Linked DNA regions of Mus musculus: region 1 is linked to region 2. Evidence: chromatin contacts called from ENCODE Hi-C or POLR2A ChIA-PET data. All regions are on one chromosome and are shown on one strand. The core of a region is the stretch at or near the end of the contact, and the rest is flanking DNA. Distances in the headings are between cores, read along the strand shown. Region 1 holds the start of Trub1 (TruB pseudouridine (psi) synthase family member 1). Region 2 holds the start of Fam160b1 (family with sequence similarity 160, member B1).

Region 1 (6,632 bases), core at 1,624-4,123, 92 kb after region 2:
GGAAGCTAGGGGCAAGCAGCAGGCTGGACCAGGGAGTCAGAGCTAGGCTCTTGAACCACAAGCAGAAGGCAGAGTGAAGTCTGAGAATTATGCAAGGCTTTTCATCTCAGAGCTTGTCCCTAGTGACATGCCTCCTCCAGCAAGGCCACACTTCTGAAGCCTACCCAAACAGCCACCAACTAGAGACCATGTATTCAAAAATCTGAACCTGTGGGAGACATCTCATCCAGACCACTACACAACGCCTCATTGTATATCCCGACTGCCTTGGAACTCCCTTTGTAGACCAGGCTAGCCTGTATCCACAAAGAACTAACTTCCTTTGCCTCTCTTGAGTACAGGGATTAAAAGTGTGTCACCACATCCAGTAGAAAGAGCCTTCTTAGATGACACAGGTAGTTTTTTTTTCCCCTAAGCTCCACACATGTTAAAAGAGATAAAGGCATTTGAACACATGTATGGCAAGCTACATTTGTAACACATATCTATTTTTTTACATGCTAGACTTCCACTCTCAGGGAGATTGTCCCTACTCTCCCTTTGCAGAGGTTTCTATGGGAGCTGTCAGATACATTTGTGTTCAAAACGTTGATCGAGCACTGTATCTGATGCTATCCCAGGCCCTGGAGGCTGAAATTAACAAAGGATTCTTGTACTCATGAAGCTTATATTGTAACAAAGGAGGTCAGACATTAACAAAATTAGTAAAGTATGTAATATGTCAGTTGAGGCGGTGCCATGGAAAAAAATTAAGCAGGAACATGAGCTTCCATGGAGATAGGAAAGTGTTGTCAAGAGAGAGGGAAAGGAGGTGCTATGTTCTACAAGTGGGTCACTTCATCCAGAGGGTTTTGGAGACTGGGTCAAAATAGAAAGTTTAAGCCAACAATGTGAAATGCTTTATTAGAAGCAGACTGTCTTAATCAGTGCTTTGTTGCTCTGAAGAGATACCATGACCACAGCAACTCTTGTAAAGAAAACATTTCATTGGGGCTAGTTTACAGTTCAGAGGTTTAGTCCATTATCATCATGGTGGGAAGTATAGCTGCATGCAGGCAGATATGGTGCTGGAGAAAGAGCTGAGAGTCTACATCCAGATTAGCAGGCGGGAGGGAGGGAGGAAGTGAGGGAGAGAGTGAGGGAGAGAGTGAGGGGGAGAGTGAGGGAAAGGGAGAGGAGAGGAGAGGAGAGGAGAGGAGAGGAGAAGAGGAGAAGAGGAGAAGAGGGGGAGGGGGAGAGGGAGAGTGAGGGAAAGGGAGAGGAGAGGAGAGGAGAGGAGAGGAGAGGAGAGGAGAGGAGAGAGATGAGGGAGAGGGGAAGAGGAGGAGGGGAGAGAGGGAGAGGGAGGGAGAGGGGGAGAGGAAGAGGAAGAGGGGAAGAGGAGGAGAGGGGGAGGGGAAGAGGGAGAGGAGGGAGAAAGACTAGGAGACTGGCTTGAGCATTTGAAACCCCTCCAAACCCACCCCAGTGACACACTTAGTCCAACAAGGCCATAGCTCCTAATCTTTGTCAAGTAGCACCACTCCCTTAATGAAAAAGCATTCAAATCTATGAGGCTGTGGGGACCATTCCTATCCAAATCACCACACAGTTAGAGAACAGAGAACATAGATTAGAGGGTAGCAGAAAAGAGATATGGTGGGGGTGGGGGAGAGGGAAGGAGAGATGGCAGACTGTCTTAGTCAGTCTGAAATATAATATTAAATAAAATGACCTGTGAGTTAAAGGCTTGTCCAATGTGTAAGATGTTGGCTACTTTAGGAAATTAGAGCTTGATTTTTCTAATGCCCAGAATACTCTATCTGTAATGATTCCTCTGACATACATTTGTTGCGTGAATGGTAGACGTGTAACTGGCATCCCCTGACTGGGATCATTAGGCAATGAGGCATCATTAGGGAAGAATGTTAGCCTGGCAGAGCACTATGAGAAAGAATGGCTGTAAGGCAATGTGGGGAAACAAAGAAGACAAAGTGGCTATCCCATAATAACCACACTTCCATTTAATGCATTTGGGGAAGAAGTAAAAGGATTTTTTTTTCCTCTCTTAGAGGGACAGCCTAATGCGAGGTCTGCAAAGAGTTTAAATATTAATTTAAACCATAGGCGTTTTTGTTGTTTTGGGTTTTACTTGTTTGTTTGTTGAGATAAGGTCTCAGTATGTTACCCTGGGTGGCCCGGAACTCACAGAAATCCACCTGCCTCTGACTTCTAAATGCTGGGATTAAAGGCATTCACTGTAGGGGGCTAGGGGGAATTTATGCTAGAGTGAGTTGGTAAATCCTGATCGGACACATTAGTCAAACAATGAATTTTGATTGTTGGTCCTTGATGTTTTGTCTCAGGAATGAGACAGTGGCCAAATAACTGAATGGACCTTGGGGCTAGCTTTAGGAATGTAACCTACAGTTTAGCAGGGGAGAAGGAAAAGGGGAAGAAGAGTAAAGCCTGTTGGTGCCATGTTTGCCATGCCTGTTAGAGAGCCCTTCATGCACCACCACGAATGGATCAACCATATATAGTTTTTGATTCCTATAAAGGAATAGAAACTCCAAAAGAACATTAACATTTTTTTTAGAACTGTCAAAAACTGCAGTCAAAAATTCAAAATTCATACACACACACACACACACACACACACATGCAGGTTATGGGGGGGCGGTACAGAAAGGAAGTGACTCTACCTCAAATACACAAATTAGGTGTTTGCGTTGGATAGTTTACAGCGGCAACTCCAATGTACCTCTTCACGACTAAGAGCATTTGGTAACAGAGATATTAAAGGTTCCAGCAGAACTCCGAGATGCCAGAGCAAGCCATTGGCCTATACCGAGCCTATGGACTACAATTCCCAGAAGGCCTTGCAACACATCGGTGTCATCTCTGCTCGCCTCTTGGCCCAGGCCGTGAAAGCATGGCAGCTGCAGAGGCAGAGGTGGTTTCACCTCTGATTGTGGACACAGCTCCTGACACTTCAGGAACAGCCGAGGCCTCTGTAGCAGCATCGGTGGCGGAAGCGGCCAGGACTGAATCGCAAGCCCCGGCCTCCAAGGCCGCCCTGGCTGCTAAGCTCATGTCGCTGAGCGGCGTGTTCGCCGTGCACAAGCCCAAAGGGCCCACTTCAGCCGAGCTGCTGAACCGGCTGAAGGAGAAGCTGCTGGCAGGTACTGCCGCCCGGGTAGGGACCAGGCTGAGGAGTTCTCCACCACACTGGGATTTTTATCTCTAGTCTTTCTTCTTTTACTTACTGACTTACTTTGTGCGTCTGTGGCTCAAGATAGAAAGAGTGACCACCGAATTAACTCTGGACGAAAACCCAGGGCATCTTAGGCTTGGACTTACCCAAGTGCACACTCTTTCAACAGTGGCCCTTTGAGCTTCTCACGGGAAGTACGTGTAGAGTTGGGGGACCAGTCTGCATATACAGGTTTTCACCCTGGTGGCTGCAGCCCAGTTTTCTGTAGTTTGATCCCTCCCAGGGTTTTTGTTTAACTCTTGCGAATGAGTACCACCAGAGGAAATGCAGGCTCTCTACCCCTAAGTTGCAAACTTAAAAGTTTATTTGAAAAGCACATAGGCTGAGTTAGCTAGGATTTAGAAAGGACACCACTTTCACCTTTTAGTGGGCACGGTGATTCGTCTTCTATACAAATGCAGGTTCCTGATCCCCACACTTGCAGACCCTGAAAGTCTGAAGATCTGGGATTATTTTGGAAATTGTGCTCTATTGCTTCAGATTGTGCTTTCTTTCTTCTTCTTTTTTTAATGTAGTATTTTTTGAGGAACATTAAAATAGAAGATGGCCATTTTTCTAACCATTCTTCCTCTTGATCATTTATAACAGGAGCATTAAAAAGCCAAAACCCTTTAGTTTTGTTTTGCGTGTGAATGTGTATGCAGTGTGAGTGTGTGTTTGTAGGTGAGAGGTGATGTTGGCCATCTTCAGACATGGCTTTCCATCTTGTGTATTGAGCCAGAGTACCTCACTTGAACCTAGATCCTGCCAATTAGGCAAGTCTGCCTACTCAGCTTGTTTTAGGGACAACTGGCTAGGAATCAGGGTAGCATTCAGTGTCACCCTCGTGTTTATAGGGGTGCTGGAGATCCAAGCTCTGGTCCTCACTATTGCTTGGCGAGCACTTTACCCTGTGAACAGTCCCCACGGAGCCTTTCTTTTACTGGATTCTCATGTTAAGCTGCATCTGTGGAATCCTATAGGGACATAGGATGAACAGTGGCCGCCTCTTCCCTTAAGTCGGCTTACAGTCTTGTGATCTCTGCAGTTCCAGATTCTCCAGAGCTTCAGCTTAGCTTGTCTTGTTACAGGTACAGAGAAACCTCTCACAGTGCTCAGTGTCACCTGGAAGACTTAATCTAGTTTTGTTTGTTTGTTTTGAGATAGGTTTGCCTTGAGCTCAACTCAGTGATCCTCCTGCCTGAGCTCCTGAATGTGAGACTTACAGATGGGCACCTCCATTCTGATTTAAATTTTCTCTTTTAGCCAGGAGCCAAACTATTCTGATAAAAACTTTGCTAATTTAAATGTTTATTGAACAGATACACACATTCTTCCGGATGCTAAACAATGGTGTTATACTTGCTCATTTGTGCTCATCGTTAAGTGTGGTGGCTAACTTTGATTGCCACCCCAATATCATCTAGAATTCCCAGTTTCAGTAAGGGATAGGGAACATCTATATTGGGTTGGCTTGTGGCCATGTCTGTGAGGGATTGTTTTAATTAAGCTCATTGAGAGAGGAAGACGCGGCCTGCTGTGGGTGGCACCCTCCCCTAGACAGGGCATTTGAACTGTGTGAGAACTGGAGCTGGACACAAGTGTGTGAGCCTTCGTTCTCATCTCATCCTGACTGTGGATGTGGTAGAGAGTAAGCTGGAATTCTGAGCTAAAATAGACTCTCGTGAGTTACCTTTTGAGGGTATTTTATTACAGCGTTAATGACACTAGCGCATCGGATTTTAGGGGACATTGAACTGAGGACTTGCATCAAAAGGAATCATTGTGATGGGGTATTTGTTTGTTTGTTGTTTTTTTCTTTCACAGATATGTTGCTTTCGTTTGTCCTGATTTGTTAGTAAACTGGCTTTTTGTACCAAAGATTACGGTTCTTAAAGAAGCTTTTCATAGCATCAAAACGCTGAAGTTTCTTGGTTGCACTTTGTTGGGACTGATTGCTTCAAGGCTGTCACTAGGCTGGTTTCTGCAGAGCACCCACTGATATGCTGAAGTCTTCCTCTCCTAACAGTGCCTGTGATTCCGTATTCATATTAGCTAAGCGAGCTTCCTAGCCCAGTGCCTGTGATTGGGTGATTCCGTATTCCCTATTAGCGAACTCAGACTTCCCCAGTGCCTGTGATTGGTCGATTCTGTATTCATATTAGCTAAGCGAGCTTCCCACTGGGGAAGTGTCTGTGATTGGTCAATTCCGTATTCATATTAGCTAAGCGAGTTTCCCCAGTGCCTGTGACTGGGTAATTCCGTATTCCCTATTAGCGAACTCAGGCTTCCCCAGTGCCTGTGATTGGTCGATTCTGTATTCATATTAGCTAAGCGAGCTTCCCCAATGCCTGTGATTGGTCGATTCCGTATTCATATTAGCTAAGCGAGTTTCCCCAGTGCCTGCGATTGGGTAATTCCGTATTCCCTATTAGCGAACTCAGGCTTCCCCAGTGCCTGTGATTGGTCGATTCCGTATTCATATTAGCTAAGAGAGTTTCCCCAGTGCCTGCGATTGGGTAATTCCGTATTCCCTAGTAGCGAACTCAGGCTTCCCCAGTGCCTGTGTTTGGTTGATTCCGTATTCATACTAGCTAATTGAGCTTTCCCAGTCCCAGGCTAAGCACCTGTCAGAATCGCCCTGCAAGATTCTAAAAGATAGCATTCTGTTCTATCCAGGTTTGACAACCACTGATTCGCTCAGCCAGGAGGCATAGCCTCTTCAAAAACATTCCTTGCCCGTCCTTACATTGATTTCCCCCGTTGTAGAATCTCTTCTCCGTGACTTTGAACCTTTCAAGGCCTGAAGCATGCTAGGTTTTTATAGGTAGAAAGGACCTTAAATGGTCATCCATAAACAGCCATCTGAGTATTCGATTCAAGAGTGAACACAATTTCAACAGTGTGAATGAGTTAGAGACAAGATGACTGAATTTATGAGACCTTTATACTAAGGCATATCAAGTTAAAAACTCGGAGTTCCCCAGTGTACTTTTGTAAGTTCACTGACAGAGATCCATGATACATTGCAAGTGGAAGGTGAAGTGTTTGAAGTCCAGGCCCACGGTGCTGGGATCTCGTTCCTCCAAGTTTGGTGATGTTAGAGTCCAAGTGTACACCCGATCTTAAGGCTCTGAACCACTGGCATGGTAGTCAGGCTGTGAGGTTGAGCGGCCCAGCACAGCCATCTGAATGTTCTGTTGTAAAGATTTATTTATTTATTTTATCTATGTGAGTACACTGTTGCTGTCTTCAGACACACCAGAAGGAGGCAGTGCAGATGGTTGTGAGCCCCCATGTGGTTGCTGGGAATTGAACTCAGGCTCCCCGGAAGAGCAGTCAGTGCTACTTATTAACCTCTGAGCCATCTCTCCAGCCCCGTCTGAGAGTTTAAGCT
Region 2 (7,323 bases), core at 4,544-7,043:
ACAAACAAACAAACAACCCATACACAGTTTTAAATAATCAAGAAAATGAACTAAAAATGTATTTATTTATGCATATGTGTGTATGCCATGTATGTACCGTGCCTGCGAGAGGCCAGAAAAGGGTGCTGGCTCCCCTGAGATGGAATTGTGAACCACCCAATGTGGTTGCTAGGAACTGAACAGCAGCAAGCGCCCTGACTACTGAGCCACCTTCCCAGTCACTCCAGGTTCTTTTACTTAAAGAAACAACCCTTTAAGCTTCTTTATGTGGGATTTTGCTGGTCTGTGCAGCTGGACTTTATAGGAACTGCACATTTCCTGTAGCTGCTTTGTTATTGTAGGCTGGGGGGCGGGGGAGGGGTGTGGCAAAGGGTGTCTTCCTCAGCCTTGCCCCAACTTGTGGCAGCTGGCGTCCTCATTAGGCTTTTCCACTTCCACTTACCCTACCCGCTGTCCCCCACCCCCACCCCCTCGCACAGTGGGCTTTTGTAAAAGTAGACATGACTACAGTTGTTTACTCTAGATCACAGGAAATGTGTATGGAGGGAGAATAAGGGACAGGAAGAAGAGCAAGGGAGGGAAAACAAAACAAAACAAAACCAGGTTCCAGTGGTTGCAGCAGCACCCCGGTGGTGGTGGTGGCGGTGGCGGAGGCGGTGGCAGCTTCCGCAGTCACCTGGTAACTGGCATCACTGGGACTTCACAGAAAAAAATATTTGCAGCACTTCTTTGACTCCCTCCCAGTTTTCCTCCCGTGCATATGCATTGCTCCTGGGTGGTGCGAGTGAGCATGTGTGTGCACACGAAGGTCGGAGGTCACTCTCAGGAGCTCCCGGCTCTGGTTTTATAGGCAGGGTCTCTCATTGGCTTAGAGCTCATGGATTCTCATCCCCTCTGCTCAGTGATGGGACTTCACGTGGATGGCTGACCTCATCCAAGCCAGAAACTTCGCAGTGTTTAGCTTCTCCTCATTCATGTTTCCTGTAACCTTACCTTGGTTTTCAAGTCCACCATGCCCCTCCTACCTGACAGGCTACTAGCCCTCATGGGCTGCCATCCCCCTGAACCTTTGTAAGAAGCATTAAGAATGGTTCCCTGCTTCCCGTTTCCTCCCTTGCCAAACCAATTCTGCATCGTGTCAGCATGCAGTTCAGCCCAGAGCTTTTACAAGGCTTGCTGTGAGAGGCAAGGTCCTTCCTTCAAACTCCCTGTTTCCTGTTTCACGGCGGCACCATCTTTCAACACCGGGAGAGGATGCTTTCAGTATTTACTTCCTTTCTTGAAGAATAGGCTTTTAAGCAATTTATTTACTTTTAGGTGTACAAATGTTTTACCTACACGTGTGCCTTTGTACCATGTGCTGGCCTGGTGCCCGAGGAGGCCAGATCTTCTGGAAAGAGAGTTACAGTTGTGAGCCACTGTGTGGGTGCTGAGGGTAAACCTGGGTCCTCTGGCAGAGCAACCAGTACTCTTCCGGGACTTTCCTCCAGCCCTTATTTTATTACGTTGTGCATGTGTGTGTGTGTATGTATGTGTGTGTGTGTGTATGTGTGTGTGTATATGTGTGTGTGTATGTGTGTGTATATGTATGTGTGTGTATGTGTGTATGTGTGTGTGTATATGTATGTGTGTGTGTGTATATGTGTGTATGTGTGTGTGTGTGTGTGTGTGTATGTGTGTGTGCATGCATATGCACACATCTCTGCAGGTGCTAGCAGAGTCCAGAAGGCATCAGTTATCCTGTGCTGGGAGCTACAGGTTTTATTGTAAACGACCGCGTGGCTGTTGAGAACCAAACCTGGGTTCTCCGCAAGAGCAATAATGTGATCTTCAGCACCCACAACCCATCTCTTCAGCAATTGCTGTGTCCCCCCTGAGATGATGAAGAATTAGAGCCCCCCTCACACACACACACACACACCATCTCACCACCTAAGGATCCTTTCACCTTTCCAATATGATAATGCTGTTGGTTGCCGTAAATGAACTAGCACACACGGTACACGTGTAAAGGCTTTGAAAATGCCATGTTTGCACCACATAGGTCGACTGCCGGCTCCTACACTGCATGTTCACTCTTGGTGTTAACAATCTTCTCCCTGCAACCGCCACAACCACCATTACCAAACGTCCCTGTTCTCTAGAAAATCTGCTCAAACACATACATATTCCATTCATCAACATAATCCCCCCACCCCCTGCTGGCCATCTTCTCTGAGAGTTACAAGCTACAACAAACCACTCCCTCCCCAAGCTGGTTTCAGCAAGTGTTTTATCACTGCAACAGAAAGCCTATCTAGGACAGATGGGGCCTTGGGTAGCCCAGACTGGTCTGGAATGCTGGATGCAGCCCCAGCTGGCTTTGAACTCCTGACTCGAGAGCTTCGGGATCATAGATGTATACCACCACACCTGGCTTTTCTCTGGTCTTTAGCAAACAGAGTGGAAAATGTTTCCATCTTATACTAATTTTCAACTTTGTGTCTTACTCTTGCTTCTTTGCTCTCTGATGCTGTTTTAGAAATAGCAGCTCACTCTCGCTATTGATGAAGTATCATCTTTTATCCTTGGAGAACAGCAGTGACAGTGCTTTTCCTTGGGTCTCAGTCTCCATCCGTTCGAAAAACAACTTCATCTCTTCTGATGAAACCATTCCTCACATTTCTGATGGCCCCGTGGTATCTGATCCATTTAGGATCAGAGGCTGAGGGAGCACCCTGTGCATGTGTCGCAAGAGCTCAGGAGCTCTGCAATTGGTTCCCTGTCAGGATCTCTTCAGGTCTTTTCAGATTCTCCACAGGAAACCTATCCTCTCCTACTTCCATCTGGCAGGGTCAGGCTGATATGCCTGCTCTAGGAGACAAGGAGGGTGAGGGCTGTGTCTGTCTCACAGTCTCTTTGGACTTCATTCTTTTCTCTCCATGCTCCTAATATGGTATTTCTAGCCTCTCCTGAGTTAAGTAGATCTTATGCCAGGTCTGCAGAAGCGCAGTGAGCCCCCCCCCCCCCCGAGCAGGGAGGACCCCCCAGATCCCGAACAGACTTCACCTGCCCTGGAACCTGGCTGTGCCATTTGCTCAGGTACCCGTTCTTCTGGTTGCCTTCAGTCAACGCGACAAAACCACAGCTGGAAGCAACTTAACTTGGGGAAAAGGGGTTTGTTTACTTTTGCTTATGATTCCAGAGACTACACAGTCCACCGAGGCGGGAAGGCATAGCAGCAGGGGCTGGGGCCAGCCTAGCAGTCAGGAAGCTGAGTGATCCAAGGGGAACCGGAAGTGGGGCCAAACAATAGCCCTCCAAGCCAGGCTCCCAGCATGCTCTTCTCCAGCAAGCCTCCAGCTCCTAAAGGTTCTACAACGTCCCCGAACAGCGCCACCAGGTGGAACCAAGTGCTCAAACAGCAGTCCACAAGGAACGTTTCAAACCACGCTTTCGGTCTCTAACTCGGGACAAGTTCTTGGAATTGATACCTTTTTTTCATCCCTGCCTTTCTTCACTGGTGCATCACATTAACCCCTCAGCTGCCCTTCTAGCTCTGCTGCCATCTCTTCTCCTGACCAATGTGTTCTTGGGGTTTATAGAGGCAGAATTCGTTTACTCTCAGTTCATCAGGCCTTGTGAGGGGAACGGTGCTACATTTTTTTCCCCCCACATCCTTCTACTGCACCAGAAACCGTCAAACGCTGAAAATATGTATCATCTAGCCGTTCCCGTTTTTCTTGGCTCCTGCCCACTTGGGTGTCAGTTCTCCAGTCTCCCTGTGTTTGGATGTGTGTACGCTTCTTCCAAGTTCACACGTGTGCACATGCCCACAAAAGTCAGACGAGGGTGTTGGTCCCTCTGGAACCAACTGGAGTTGCAGGAGGTTGTGAGCCACCGGGCACAGGTGCCGGGAACTGAACTTGGTACCTTGGAAGAGCGGCAAACGTTCTTAGCCACAAAACAATACTCCAGTCCCGTTTTTATAAAGAACTAAATTTATTATGGGCTTAATAGAATAAATACAGGAGGTTCCAATTGAGGTACTTCAGGCACCTAGGGTGTTTTCAAGGGTAAAGGGAGCCTCCTCTTGGGTTTCCTCAAAGCAGTGGTTGAGGTGAGTCCAACTGCATCAACAACTGCATCCAAGCACTAGGCAGGCTATACATTAGTGCCTCCTCCAGCATTCGGAACGGGAGTAGGAAATCTATCTACTGGCTATACATTAGTGCCTCCTCCAGCATTCGGAACGGGAGTAGGAAATCTACCTACTGGCTTTACATTAGTGCCTCTCCCAGCATTCGGAACGGGAGTAGGAAATCTACCTACTGGCTCAGTTACAGTTCTAGCTAACTTGTGCGTCTTAGAAATTAGGGACCAGGCAGATAAATCATTGAGTATTGATATTAACCCATAGCCAAACATATATTTTATTGTGCTTATAATAAGTATGCAAAGTTAAATATCCATCACACACAACTTGTAGCCCGCCTAAACATCACTCCCTACACAAGTTGTGGCTGCAGGACATTGTGAAAATACAAACTGCCATGTAATTAGCCAGGAAAATTATTATGGTTGATAAACTGACCAAACCTCATAAGTAGTATGAATAATAACAACAAACATTGTGTGCTCTAGGATGGAGCAGGAACAAGGACCTTGAACGTGGCAAGGAACACAGCTCAATGTCCAACAAATAACAGAGGATGTTGCCAGCGTTTTAGTTTACAGAAAGCAAGGCTATGCTTACCTGCTTTTGAGCATAGCAGAAGCAAACAACCAAAGCATGAGAAAGACTCGAGTCTCCCCTTACCTTCTCTCTTGGTTTCCTCTCCTCTTGTGTTGTTACTAATGTTATAACAAGGAGGAGAGCCTGTGATCCCCGGCTTTCTTCACTGCTACATTGGTAACCTCACGGCCCAGAATGGCAGAGCTGGATCCAAACAGGCTTCTCAACCCTGCTCAGAGTTGCGGCGCCCTCTTCTGCCCTCTGCTCAACGAATTATACTATCAATAGGTATTTTTCATCCATGTTAATGAGAAATCTACTTCACCCTAATGCAGAACTCCCCGATCCTTTTCGTGAAATGCTAATACCAGCTTGAAACAAAGTTCTTCAGATTTTCAGAAGTTGCATCAACCATCTTAAAATGGTCAGTGTTTCCTCTACGCCTTGTTTAATACACATTTGCATAGTGTTTTAGGAAGCCTCCAGCCCAGGGCTCATTAACTTGAGGCTTCACTCATCGGTGTTAGGCATCCTGAATATTATTTCCTTTTCCAGAAACACACTGAAACCTTGTAGGCCACCATCCTGCGTTATTTAACCGAACCCTCATCCCACGTGTCCATTTGGCATTTCCGGGTTTTGATAAGGATAAGCTATTTTAGTCTAGCGGGATCTTCCCACCTGCATTGGATGCGGTCGAATCCCTAGCACGTGGACCCGCTGTCCGTTTTTTGCGTTCGGGATGCTGGTATTTTCCCAGCGGCCTTCCAGTCTTGCCCTACGTATGGTACGCAAGCGCAGCGTCAACACGTCGCTGCCAAATCCTCACACTGCTCTCTGGTCACCGAGAGACGAGTGCCAGCACCGCCGGGTGCGCCACGCCAGGCCCGCCCTCCCTCCTGGCCTCAGCCTTTCAGCGCCCCGCCGACCCCGCCCGCCCTGCTCTCCCCATCGGCCCCGCCCTCAAGTCGGCCCCGCCCTCCCTGCTGGCCCCGCCCTCCCCGCCCTGGCCTCTGCGCGCCCCGCCCCGCGTCCAGCGACGCCGGCAGCGGAGACCTGGGCTTCCCCGGGCCGCATCAGCGTCCCCTGCAGGCCGCGGCGGGCACGGCAGCCGGAAGAGCCCGAGCTCCTGCCACCGTGTCCGCGTCGCCGCCGCTGAGCTCCGCGGTGCCCCGATTGCAGCCGAACGACCTCGGAGCCGCCCGCCGCGGCCCCGCGTCCTCCGATCAGAGCCGCCGCGCCTCCCGCCCGGCCTCCGCCCTCCGCTCCCCGCCCGGGCCCGCCCGCACCGGCCTTCACTCTGGAGCGGCCCGGGCAGCCGCAGCAGGGGCGGCGGCGGCGCATCGAGGAGCTCTCCAGGTCGTCCCGGGAGAAGCTGCTGCAGTCCCGGGACAGGATGTTCTCCAAGCTTACGTCCATCCTGCAGCATGCCGTGGAGGCGGTGAGTCCGATTGGGGTGCGGGGGGCTGCGAGGCGCGGGGAGGGAGGCTGCGGCGAGGCCTGGGCACCCCCGGGGCCTCTGCTCTCCAGCCGGGGACCGGGCGGCTCCCGAGGCCTCCTGGCCGTTAACCTCCGGGGCTACGTGGCCAGCGCCGCGCAAGACAAAAGAACGGCGGTGCTGGTGGGCAGGGCTTGCTTTTGCTTTGGTACGGGTGAGAGAGGAGCGGCGGGGACCCTGGGGCCCGGTCCACACCGGTACCGGCTCTGCCAGCTCGGGCCCAGCGGCCCACCTCGGCCGGACCTCGGTGATCGATCTGCGGGAGTTTGCGGGTCCGCGATCGCCCAGCTCACACCATCTGTTTCCCTTTTCTTGTCTGTAATGCGCTTCCTGGAGGCTCTTGGCGCAGCCTGCAACCGCTGTACTGTGAGCCTGGTCCTAAACAGCACCGGGGGGACAGAACTCAAACCGCCAAACGTACAGCACCCAAAAACCTAGGAAGAGAATGCTTTTCTTGTCGGTGCTAAACGCGACCCTTTGCTTTATTTTACTAGCTAATTTTGGACTGAGTATCATCCTATGTGAAGAAAGTTACTGTGTTTTTTTTTTTTTAATGGCATTTTCTTTGCATATTGAGAATGGCCTAATAGTAGCACTTTCAAATTCACATGACTTTCTAAAGAAAAGTAAAAAGATGACAAAATACCACGGTGGTTTTTAGGGTCAGCTAAGAAAATTAGAGTTGTGAGTTTCAGATATGGAGACAAAATTTTAACACAATTGCTTTTTACATACTTCGTGGAATTTGGGTTTCGCTTGGTGGCACATCAAACAAGAAAGAAATGGGGTTGCCTGAGGAGCAGTGTTGACACATGGGGTAGAGAACTGCACTCTAAGATGCCAATTCTACTTTTCTTGCTTAATATGGAGTCAGTGTGCAACAGCATTGGTAAAATAATTTTTAAAACTTTTAACAACACTTATATTGATATTTTGTATTATACTTCAGACTATAAAGAGTCATCAAACTTTTAAAGTTCAACATTGCTTGATATAATGATAACTAAAAGATAACTATGAATAAATTATATGGATGAAACCCTGGGGCCTGCCGTGTTCTAGATAAAAACACTCCCACTGGATTTTATTTTATTTATTTATTTATTTATTT

What was found. Hi-C counts contacts between places; a loop is a spot of excess contacts on that map. ChIA-PET counts read pairs that join two places held with the same protein, here RNA polymerase II (POLR2A).
Region 1: a loop to region 2 is called in a map of left cerebral cortex, with 2.6 times the contacts of the local background. The contact joins the promoter of Trub1 here to the promoter of Fam160b1 in region 2. A Hi-C loop is called at or near these places in 1 of 37 maps with a recorded cell type or tissue (left cerebral cortex). POLR2A ChIA-PET finds 5 or more read pairs at or near these places in 3 of 5 experiments (Patski and embryonic stem cell).

Annotation. Positions count from the first base shown.
Region 1 is chr19:57,450,033-57,456,664 of GRCm38, forward strand. It overlaps Trub1 (TruB pseudouridine (psi) synthase family member 1), which reads left to right and starts at 2,874. Exons shown (of 8, transcript NM_028115.3): 1 at 2,874-3,164. The coding sequence starts at 2,915.
Region 2 is chr19:57,355,216-57,362,538 of GRCm38, forward strand. Fam160b1 (family with sequence similarity 160, member B1) reads left to right here and starts at 5,794. Exons shown (of 17, transcript NM_145505.4): 1 at 5,794-6,155. The coding sequence starts at 6,111. It overlaps B230217O12Rik (RIKEN cDNA B230217O12 gene), which reads right to left and starts at 5,684. Exons shown (of 3, transcript NR_040316.1): 1 at 4,799-5,684.